2 separate regions of the Mus musculus genome follow, and region 1 is linked to region 2. A link is a contact called in ENCODE Hi-C or POLR2A ChIA-PET data. All regions are on one chromosome and are shown on one strand. Each heading gives the region's core, a stretch centred on a gene start or an enhancer-like site at or near the end of the contact. The rest is flanking DNA. Distances are from core to core; before and after follow the strand shown. Region 1 holds the start of Hvcn1 (hydrogen voltage-gated channel 1). Region 2 holds the start of Ppp1cc (protein phosphatase 1 catalytic subunit gamma).

What was found. Hi-C counts contacts between places; a loop is a spot of excess contacts on that map. ChIA-PET counts read pairs that join two places held with the same protein, here RNA polymerase II (POLR2A).
Region 1: POLR2A ChIA-PET joins it to region 2 with 15 read pairs in embryonic stem cell. The contact joins the promoter of Hvcn1 here to the promoter of Ppp1cc in region 2. A Hi-C loop is called at or near these places in 1 of 37 maps with a recorded cell type or tissue (v-Abl transformed pro-B cells). POLR2A ChIA-PET finds 5 or more read pairs at or near these places in 4 of 5 experiments (Patski and embryonic stem cell).

Annotation. Positions count from the first base shown.
Region 1 is chr5:122,205,709-122,211,467 of GRCm38, forward strand. Hvcn1 (hydrogen voltage-gated channel 1) reads left to right here and starts at 4,021. Exons shown (of 8, transcript NM_001042489.2): 1 at 4,021-4,213; 2 at 4,634-4,684.
Region 2 is chr5:122,156,264-122,161,923 of GRCm38, forward strand. Ppp1cc (protein phosphatase 1 catalytic subunit gamma) reads left to right here and starts at 2,012. Exons shown (of 7, transcript NM_013636.4): 1 at 2,012-2,352. The coding sequence starts at 2,298.

The DNA of each region.
Region 1 (5,759 bases), core at 2,771-5,270, 51 kb after region 2:
GCTGGATATGAAAGGTCAAGCAGTTCGCTTTCTTTTCTTTTCTTTCTTTCTTTCTTTCTTTCTTTCTTTCTTTCTTTCTTTCTTTCTTTCTTTCTTTCTTTCTTTCTTTCTTTCTTCAGGGTCTCAGCTTGAATTCTTGCTCGCCCAGAACTCACTACGGCAGCCATGAACTTAGTATGCCCCTACACAAGTGTCTTTACTCCTCAGATCACAAGCACGCCCCACCATACCTGGACAACGGTCTGTATGTTTTAACACACACATCACAGTCAACCTATGCCCCTCCCTACCTCAGAGGCCCATGGCTTCTTGGTGCATTGGCAACCCTCAGTCTCCATTGGCCTTAGCATTGCCTTTACCCACCTCAGACCCTGCAGATGCGGTTGGTTCCCTCTGCTGCAAAAGTTATCCCTCATCTCAAAATGGGCTCCACCCCATGTTCTGGTAGCCTTTAAATGTCACCTCCCTGAGAACCCTCCCCTGATCTCTTCTCAATGGTCCTCACCTCCTGTGACATGGTGGCCGGTTCTTCCTCCTAGCTCCATATTCCCAGAAATAAGGCTCTGACTCAAAATATACTTATAAATAAATACCTTGGCCATACAGCTAGGCTCTTCTCTGACTGAAATCATAACTTAAGATATCCCATTTAAGCCGGGCGTAGTGGCGCATGCCTTTAATCCCAGCATTCGGGAGGCAGAGGCAGGCGGATTTCTGAGTTCAAGGCCAGCCTGGTCTACAAAGTGAGTTCCAGGACAGCCAGGACAGCCAGGGCTATACAGAAAAACCCTGTCTCAAAAAACCAAAAAAAAAAAAAAAAAAAAAAAAAAAAAAAAGATATCCCGTTTATTTAAACTTGCATTCTTCCTTGTGGCTGGTTGCCTGTGTTCAGGTTCTATGCATCTGCCTTGTCACGTCTTCCCAGGTGGCTTCCTTGCCTGGCTCTCTCCCAGAATTCTTCCTCCTCCCGGATGTCCCACCTTCTATTTCCTGCCTAAGCCATGGGCCATAGGCTTTTTGATTGACAGGTAACACAGCCATACAACACAGTCTGTACTTCCTCCATCCCCACCTGTTAGGCTCAGCCACGACCTCCCCTTGTCCTACCTTGTATAATGCATTTGCTCTGTCATTTGGTCCTTTTATGTCCTTTCACAGAGCAGTCTTGATGCGGGTCCGTGGTACCCACCAGCCTCTGCTGGTTTAGTGCCCGCACTTAGACAACACTCAGAGATAATTTGTTGAATGAATATAAGATCACCCAGCTGGCACGGGCAGGATGGAGGAAGGATTGAACTCCAGGCCTCTTTGATGGCAACTGCTGTCTTTCCATCTTTCCAGATCATTCTGAGCAACCAAGCAGAAGTCAGCCTCAGGGCACGGGGTTGGACGTCATCAGCCCAAGTGTCGCCGATGCCAGGAATCGAACCCAGGTCCTCACATGCTAGGTAAGTGCTCTACCTCTGAGTTCCATTCCAAGTCCTAGCCACACTGCAGCATCACACAGGTCCCCAAGCCTCATTCAGACATGGTCAACTACCTACCTACATACATACACTCAGGGGCTGTCACAGATGGTAGTGAATCACATGGAGGTAGGTCCAGGTAACTGATGTGACTCTGGGAACTCCAAACCCATCCCTGGCTGAAACCTCACCCCCTTCTTGCTTCCTTTCCCTCTTCTCACGCACTCCTGGGTGCTCTGGGAAGGGAAGTGGTCGGCTGCAACCACGAGATACTGGAGACACCAGAGCCTTTGAAGGTGGCCTTCTCTCCCTGCTGGTGGAGGAGGGAAGAAAGCTCAAGCAGAAATAGCCTCCAGGCCCTGGGCTTAGATCTTACTTGATCTGTTCTGTGAGCATCAGGAGGGCAGGACCACCATACCTGGACAGTGATGGATCCTCACACAACAGAAATGTGAAGGACGTGGTGGGGGTGGGTTGAGGGGGGAAAGGGACTTCCTCATGCTTGAGAACAAACCAGCAAATATCCAACCACACAACTCTGAAGCGTCTCTGCAAACTGGGGCTTCTTTTCAGAGCAATGTTTTTCTCTCAGTGTATACAAGGTTACCTTGAAATGCGGTCCTGAAATTATTTGTTCTTTGGGCTGTTCTGTCTTACCAATCAGTGGCCTCACCCCTCCACCCAACCAGAGTGGGAGTTCTATGGGGACAGAAGTCGCTCTGTCCGCTGTCTCTGTGGGATTCCCCAGGTCTGGATTCACAATGACTTCAGACGATAGCTTTGCAATCTTCAAACTTCCTTGTTTCTCGCCTTACTGATTCAGCCAGGATCTTATACAGTGTTTAAAGCAGCAGTGGTCACAGGCTTTCAACACTCAGTCACTAATTTATATGGTGTCCTAGGTTCATCTTTGTTTCAGTCACAAATACCCTGACAAAAAGCTCACAGTTCTAGTCACAGTCCATTGTTATAATGAGGACACCAAGGCAGCCTCATGTCCACAGTCAGGAGCAGAGAGAGAATAACTCATGAGTCCTGTTTGTTTCATCGCTTAGCTAACTTTTTCCTCTCTCACATAGCTGCAGGAGGCCTGCCTAGGGAATGATGCCGCCCACAGTGAGCTGGGTCTTAAGACAATCCCCACAGGTCAACCCAATGTAGCCGGTCCTTCATTGAGACCCTCTTCCCAAGTGATTCTAGGCTGTGTCAAGTTGAAAGCTAAAAGGGACAGGTACACACAACAGGGAGTCAGCCAGAGAGTCCAGAGCTTGGGTCTTGGTAGCTGAAGCCATATCTTGTCTTATACTGTTTGTAACTCATGGCAGGATGTATTGCTGATGTCAGCCCACAGCTTTGAGGTGGTTCATTAGATGGAGGGACTCCTGTTCCTTCTCCCTGGCCTTCCTCACCCTACAGACATGAGGAGGAACTGTCTCACCCTGTCTAGCTGACCCCGAAGTAGGAGAGTTTTGATTTTTTTCCGTGTGCCTGTGCACTGCATGCATGCAACTGTCTGTGGAGGCCAGAAGAGGCCATCAGATGCCTGGTTGTCAGCCACCATGTGGGTGCTGGGAACCAAACTTGGCTCTTCGGGCAGAGCAACAAGTGCTCAAATCGTTGAGGCATCTCTCCAGCCCTGAGAGATAAGTTTTGGATGAAACACAAGAAGGCTGAAGTTCAGGATGGAGCAGGCCATACCTTAGGAACTTTCAGGAGGCTGTTATATCACAACATTTCTGAGGAGTCCTGCCACCATCCAACCTAGCTTGCCACCAGCATGGAGGACAGGGGAGCTGGTAGAAGCCAGTGGATCAGAGACCAATGGGAGGCAGATAATGTTCCTGTGCAGTGCCACACAGTATTGCAGCACCCGTGGAGATGCAGCCTTAAGCTCGAAGGGGGCTGTGCACTAAGCATCTGGAAGGGAGGCTAGCCCACACCTGCAGGTGGTTACAAGGAAACAAGTGTTGCGGATAACCGGCTGAATTAGGCCAGAATTGAAGCTGAAGTCACTGAACTCTAAGGAAACTGGCTTTTAGAGTTTCACACACAGCAGCCATGAAGGGCTGGGGTTCTGAAGAAGCTAAAGTTTGGGTTCCATTACACGGACCCGGGGCTTTTGGGCTGCAGTGGGTCTGAATAGGTGTGCTAGGAAGCCCACTCCTTCCCCTCCACACACACACACACACACACACACACACACACACACACACTGTCTCTTAGTGACTCTCCTGAATTTTCCTTCCCAGCCCAGAGAGAGTGGGTTCAGTCATTCCCCCACCAGCTTATGATACATTTCTTTTGCCCTTACTTTCTTGGGACTGTCTCCATTAGCAGGTAAAAAGTTTCTCTTTAACCTGCTCTTGCATCAGTTGGCCCCCTGAATTCAGCTAGGGAGTTCATCTCCTCCAGTAAACACAGGAGCTTTGGAAGAGAGAGGGAGGAGGAGGTCCTTGGATGAGGCGTTTGAGTGGGGGTGGGGTGGGATTAGCCGGAAGAGAGTTCCAGCCCTGTGCATACTCCCGGGGTCTTTGTCATTTGATAGCCGCTTCAAGTTAGTGCCTCTCAGCACACTAGTGCCTCCGTAGGCCTTTGAGTTTGCAGCAGCAATAAGTTCGAGCAGCTCTGGAAACTCCCGCCACACCACACCCCCAAAGGCAAGGGCCCTCCCCCTGGGCTCTTCAGAGCTGGGGTGTGCCTGAGTCTCTACCCTGGGATGAGAACAGAGCTAAGCAGACTGCTGCCAGGTAACGAGGATGAGGCTTGGGGTGGGGAGGTCAGGGCGCCCCCCTCTTCCTTCCAACCTTAGTTGTATCTCGAGCTGAGGGCAGCTGCGATCTTCTCCCTGCTCTGCACACCCGCCAGCCGCGGGGCCCGGGAGGGAGGAAGGAAGCCCTGGCCACCCTCCATCCTCGTGATTCCCTGCTGCTCTTTTGTCCATTTTGGCTGGCGGGGAGTGGAGGACTAGGCCAGGGGGCACCGTGGGGTGACCAAGGCCCTGGCTGCTTCTTGAACTGTGACTGCCCACCCCGCTCTCCTCCCCGGGGAATTGAGCATTGACAGGCGCATCCTCTCCTGGTGGGTGTTAACCTGGATCCACAGCCATGACTCTGCCACACCCAGCATCTTGTGACTTGTGGAGAAGTAACCCTGTCCCCCTCACACAGGTGGAGAGAGCCAGCCAGCCACTGCAAAGGAGTGCTGCAAACTACCAGCAGGTGAGTGTGAAGCCCTAAGCCCTGTTTTCCATCCCAGAGCCCTACAGCCACCCCAGGGAGACAGCAGGAGGGAAGGAGATACAGCTAGCACCACAAGAGCAGACCCCCAAGGAGTCAGCACACTGGTGCACCCTAGCAAGAAGAAACCCAATTTAGTGGAGCCTTCTTGAAATGATTCGAAGCCCTATCTGTTGGGTTCAGGAGTGCCAAGGAACAAGAATGGTGGGTGGGTGGGTTGGGGCCTGGTTATACTGTAAGACCGAGAAGCAACAGCAACAGCGTGCATTTCTGCTCTTCTGAAGCCCCCACCACTTACCCAGCACCTACTGCCTGCGAGTACCTGATTCTACATGCCTTAGAGGTGGGACACTGCCTCTGTGTCTCTGTATCCTTCTCTGCCCTATGGCATTCAGAATGGCACCTACCTCCCAGGAATGCTGAGGTGATGGGGAGAAGCCTAGCAATCCCCACTCCCACCCCCAAACCTAGCACGGGATCCTTGGGAGCTGCGTTCCTCTCTGCTCAACCTTGCCCCTCTGAAGGCATTTCTGCCTACTGGGCATTTCATCTCAGGTTGGCGGGGACGCTCTGAGCTTTGCAGTGTTTCCTGACTGCCCACCAGCAGCTTGAGGTTTCTTGAGAAAGGCCGTGGTTGAGGATGGCAACTTCTGCCTCCAAGACTCCCCTGGCAGCAAGGCTGGTCAAGGCAGGGTTTTGAAAATCTCTAGGCTAGGTCTTACCCAATTCCAGAGCTGCTGGGCAGCCCACAACCTTCCCGTGGCCATGTTTTGCAAGAAGGAAGAAGCCCGGACTTCTTGTCCAGGCTTTCCCGCCTGTAGCGCATGCCTCCATCCTTCTTTCCCAACTCCCACTCCATCTAGGCCAGTCACAAGTTCTGGCCTACACAGATCTCCAGTCTGGATGCTGTGTCACCATGACTACACCCAAGTCCAGACCTCCATCCTCTTTGGCCCTCCCCATCATGTCCCTGCTATAACTTTTCATTTTTTAAAGATGTATTTATTTTATGTATATGAGTGCTCTGTGTATACCTGCATGGCAGAACAGGGCATCA
Region 2 (5,660 bases), core at 762-3,261:
TGTATCGGGGATTCCATCAGCTGACTTTGTTTCGTTCGAGACAAGATTTTGCTGTTAGCCTTGACTGGTCTGGAACTTGCCTCAAATTCTCAAAGATCTGCCTACCTCTGCCTCCCCAGTCCTGGAAATAAAGTCCTATCTAACCATGCCCAGCTACTTCATCATATTTTATTTTATATGTACGTCTGCTAGAAGGTCAGAGGACAACCTGTGGTAGCTTCCTCTCTCTCCATTAGGATGTGGGGCATGGAACTCTAATTGGTTGGCAGGCATGGAGGGAATCTCTTGTCTGCAGAGCTGTTTAGATAGCCTCCCACAAAGAGACAGATTTTGGCTCATACTAGTAAGAGTGGTGTGTGTTTGTCTCTCCATCCCACAAAATGAGTCTCCCGGGGGAGAGAAAGGCTTTCTCTGTCTTGCTCAACCTGCTCCACCCAGAATAGACACTCCTTGTGAATCAGTCTTACATATCCCTGGCCCTATGGTGTCCCTGGGAAGCTACCCTGCCCTGGAGGGAGTCCAAGATTCCAAAAACTCAGTGAAGACCACATTGACCTCCACAGATTCACAGCAGGGCTTAGCATCGACCCCAGGATGTCAAGAAGCCTGGTGCACCAGCTGCCTTGGGGTGATGAATGACCATTTGTGTAATGGTGTGCAAAACCATAGCTTGGGACAATGAGTTGGTGAGTGGGCAAAGTGGAGCAGAGGGCTGAGGAGAGCTGGGGAGAATCCTGAAACCCCACTGTCGGGGGCTAGCATCAGGAAAAGGGCTCAGATCTAGATGGGTGCATCACACACCATGCTGCGGGGCCACGGGAAGACAGAGCTTGTAGAAAATGAGTCTCTCTATGGGGAGACAACCTTGCAAGGCATTCATGGAAAGGAATCCTCAGATCCATCCCTCTTGCTTTGAGAAACATGAACTGGAGGTGGGGCTGGGGGAGAACATTTTGTAAATTTTCTGGCGTGCTACTGGGAAGAGATAAATGGGTCAGATGGGTGTGCATTTTTCTTCCATAGGCAGCTAGCCTGCGAGGCAGCAGAGTTGGGGACCCCTCAGGTGAAGGGGTGCCCCTGGGGAGTCAAGGAAGCTAGAGGCAAGCAGCAGATGAATGCGCTGAGGCCCAGAGCGCACGCACAGCAACCTCCCAGGAAATGTGCAAATTCCCATTTTATCTGCTCCGGCACGCTCATTCAACCCAGCTCCGGCTAAATACAGGGGAAATCTCTTAAATTATTATATAACTTTCTGAGTTCAAGAAAGATAATTCAAAAGATAGGTAGTAGCAACCCTTACAGAATTCTCCCAACCTCTCTCTAAAATGTAAAAGAGCATTAGCGCACACAAGAAGCTCACACAAATTACTTAATGTGCCACTCACAGTGGATTAACATTTTTTTGGCTTATCTTGGGGGCTTCTTTTTTCCAAATATTGTATCGTAGATGCTTTATTGCAGTATTATGAAATTTTGCCAGTGCTGGGAATTGAACCCAAGGTCTCACACATACTCGACAAGCATTCTCACCACGGAGCCGTATATCTAGCTCTTCTTGTTCACCAATGTGCCAGAGTATTTGAATCCCCAACGTTCCAACCTCCTCCTCTTTATGATTCTCCACAGGCAAGCAACCCCACCCCAGATTGGCTCCGAGGGGTGATTCAGTGTTGAACTCCCACCCCGCCATGTCGGTCAGACTTCTGTCCCCAAGCAGCAGAGCCGGAAGGAGCTGGTGAGCCTCGCAGCGCGCAGCAGACTGACAAAGTCCACCTTCAACTTGCGCGCGCCAACTTCACAACTTCCCTCTCCCGCCACAGGGGGTCTATTTCCCCCGCCCGTTTGGCGGAAGGATCCCGCGCGCGGTGGCGGAGTCGCGCTCAACCGTCTCCGCCCGGGCTCCGCCCCACCCCCGCCCTACGCGCTCAAACCCCGCCCCTTCCCGGCGCCGGCCCCGCCCCCTTCCCGCGCGCTCTATGGGCCCGTAAAGAAGTCCCGGCCGGGCCGCTGCACTCCCGCGCGCGCATCCGTGCGCCGCCCGAGGCTGGCCTGAGGAGTCGGCGGCCATCTTGTTCTTCTCGTGGTTCCCAGTGGCGAGAGGAGGAGGAAGCCCGGAGCGGAGCGGGGCGGCTGGGGGGGGTGGACCCGCCGCGGCTGCTGCTGCCACCGCCGCCGCCGCCACCACCGCTCGTGGGGCTCGTGGCGTGAGGAAGGAGGACGAGTGAGACCCCGGGGCGAGCGGGCGGCGGCGCCGCTGCTGCTGCTGCTGCTGCGGGAGGGTCGGCGGCGGGACGGCGATGGCGGATATCGACAAACTCAACATCGACAGCATCATCCAACGGCTGCTGGAAGGTGAGCGGCGCGCGGGTGGGTGGCGGGGCAGGCCCGGCCGGTGGGGGATCAGGCCCAGTGGAGGGGCCGGTCTTTTCTCGGAAGCCGCTTTGGATCTGGGGCGCGCATACAAGCGCCTCCGGGTTTGGGGACCCCATTATTTTTTATCACTCCCCTGTCCTTGCTTTCACATTTATCATCTGGAGTCCAAGGACTCATCAGAGGGACTTGGCTTGGCAGGACGACGTCCCAGTGCGATGAGAGTCCGTCTCCTGCATTTTCCTACCCCCTCCACCCTCCCCTCAAAGCCATCCATCCTCCAGCGTTCTTTCCCCCTTGAACGTGCATCCGCACACGGACCCAGTCCGGGTGACAGTGTGGCTCTCTCTGATCATCAGATTGTTGTGTCCCTGAGGACAGGGGGACGCTGCCGCGTTCAGCGAGCACCCGCCAGGTAGGTGCTGTGTTGTTATTATCCTGGAAGTGGGTTTCGCAAGAGAAACTCCCAAGACCTCGCTGGACCAAGAATTAACAGTTAAAAGTCAGGTTTCAAACCCCGGGGTAGCTAGGAACCTAGAGAGAACCTGCCGCCTTCCAACTGTTCACCCCGTGGGAACCCAGGATGTCCAGTGGTTGAGGAGAGGTTCAAAAACAAAAACCCAGCTTTCCTTTTGTCCGACTTGGGGGTTTCTGCCGTGTGGTTTCCTACTTTGGAGATTTCAAATTTGACATAGGTCTGGATCCTGCTAATCACAGATCCCACAACATCCGCTGAAGCTAAAGAGGAGAAGATCCAGTAACCTTGATTTGGGCTCTTGACACTAGCTTGCTTTGGCCCAAAATACTTTTGGAGTGGTGGACAGCTGCGCAATTCTGGTGGTAGATGTCTTCAAGTAAATCACTGACAGAAAAGGGAAAAGGTGTCTTTTTAAAATCTGGGCATTTCCCCGGGGGGCGGGGGGGTGTTTTTCAAGACAGGGTTTCTCAGTATGGTCCTGGGGCTGTCCTGGAACTCACTCTGTAGAGCAGGCTGGCCTCAAACTCAGAAATCCGCCTGCCTCTGCCTCCCTAGGGCACGGATTAAAGGCTTGGGCCACCACTGCCCAGAGCATTGCCTCCTCTTTAATGTTTTGTTTACATAGGGTTTCTTGGCTTTGGTTTCATTAAAACATGGTCTCTCCAGTCGTGGTTATCCTGGCACTCTTTGTGTAGACCAGGCTAGCCTCAAACTCACAGATCCTTCTTCCTCTCCCTCCCCAATTAAAGGCATTTTTATTACCATGCCTCCTTTTATTACAGGGTCTCTCTCAGGGGCCAGAGCTGAGTTAACCTTCTGATCCTTCTGCTTCGTCTCACATACTAGATTTTATAGGCCACTCAGCCTGACTTATTTTTTTCCTATGCAGTGTGTGCATACATACAGACCAAAGCACACGTGAGGAGGTTAGAGGGTAGTTGGGCGTCTTTGTGTGGATTCTGGGGATCAATCTCAGGTCAGGCTTGCAAAGCAGATTTTCTACTGACTAAATCATCTCACCAGCTTCCCTTTCTCCCTCTTTTAATTATTTTTTTAAATTTTCTGTATGTATTTTGTTTGTGTGCATGTGCGCGCACATGCATGCACCGTACGCATGTCTTACCCTTATGAATGTCTGAAAAGGGCATTGGGTCCTTGGGTATTGGAGTTGCAGATAGTTGTTAGCTGTCACATATGGGTGCTGGAAATGGAGCCCAGTTTATCTCCAAGAACATCAAGCACTCTTAGCGGCTGAACCATCACTTCACTCCCCCAGCACCCCCTTTTCTTGTTGGTTTTTTTTTTTTTTTTTTTGTCTTTGTTTTTCGAGACAGGGTTTCTCTGTATACTCTGTATACAGAGTTTCTCTGGAACTCACTTTGTAGACCAGGCTGGTCTCGAACTCAGAAATCCGCCTTCCGAGTGTGGGATTAAAGGCGTGCACCACCACGCCCGGCTTCAGCACCCCCTTTTTAAATGAGACAGTTTCATTATGTAGCCCAGGCTGGTCTCTGTCTCAACTATCCAGAGTACTGGGATTAAAAACTTTTTACCACCCCTGTCTTCTCATAGTTTCTTAATAGTTTTTAAGTTCTGAGACTGGGTAGCATTGTGTTAGCAAAGGCTGGCCTGGATTTTCAGAGATCTATCTGCCTCTGTCTCCTGAGTGCTGGCATTCAAAGCTGAACTACCATGTTTGGCCTGGTTTATTCTTTTCTGTTGAACTTAACAGAGTAAGCCACTGTTTAAACACGTTGAGAATGACTGGCTGGGTGGTATATGTATTTGTTTCTAACTTATGGACTTGCTTGACGGAAGCCACAGGATCTGCTCAGGATGCGTATAGTTCTCAATCAGAGGACGCTGGCATTGGGGTTGTGATGATTTCAAAACCTTTAAATCTAGAGATAGCTCAGCCGGTTTTGGCTCTTGCCCTTAATCCTGAAGTCCTGATTTGATCCTCTGGATTGACATGAGATTCAGGAGAGAACCAGACTTTGAGGGTTGTCTCCACCCCACCCCCAACAGCTCCAGCAAGCATGGCCTTGCACACATGCATATAACAGAATGGTATAAAAAAAATAAGGGTTTAATTCTGAAAGGGGGAGATAAGATTTGTCCCTTGGAGCCGGGTGCCTTTAATCCCGGCACTTGGGAGGCAGAGGCAGGCCGGTTTCTGAGTTCGAGGCCAGCCTGGTCTACAAAGTGAGTTCTAGAACAGCCAGGGATACACACAGAAACCCTGTCTCCAAAAACAAACAAACAAAAAACTGGAAAGCTGTCTTAGGGCTAAGAGTACACAGTACTCATCTAGAGGATCCAAGCTCAGCTTCCAGCACTCATCCCAGGTAGCCCAGTGCTTGCTACTCCAGTACCAAGGAGTCAGACACCAGCTTCTCAAGGCACACACATACATGGCTAACCCACACAGACATGATTAAAAATACATTTTAAACTGACAGTGGTGGCACATGCCTTTAATCCCAGCACTGAGAAACAGAGACAACTTAATCTCTGAGTTCAAGGCCAGTCTGGCTTACAGAAGAAGTGCCAGACTATCCAACGCTAGCTACTGTAGTCCCTGGCACTTAGGTGGGGGCAGGAGGTCGAGGCAGTAGCATAATGAAATGAGTTCCTAAGGGTCTAGCCTGAACTACAGATTCTGTGTAAACAGGCAGGTTGGGTTGGGTTCCTAGGCACTGCGGTTCTGTGGCACTCTGAATGCAGTGGGTTTCCCTGAGTGTCACCCTGGGTGGTCAGCCACACTGGCGGAAGATCTGTGTTAGTCCTCAGCACAGTGTTAGGGACATGC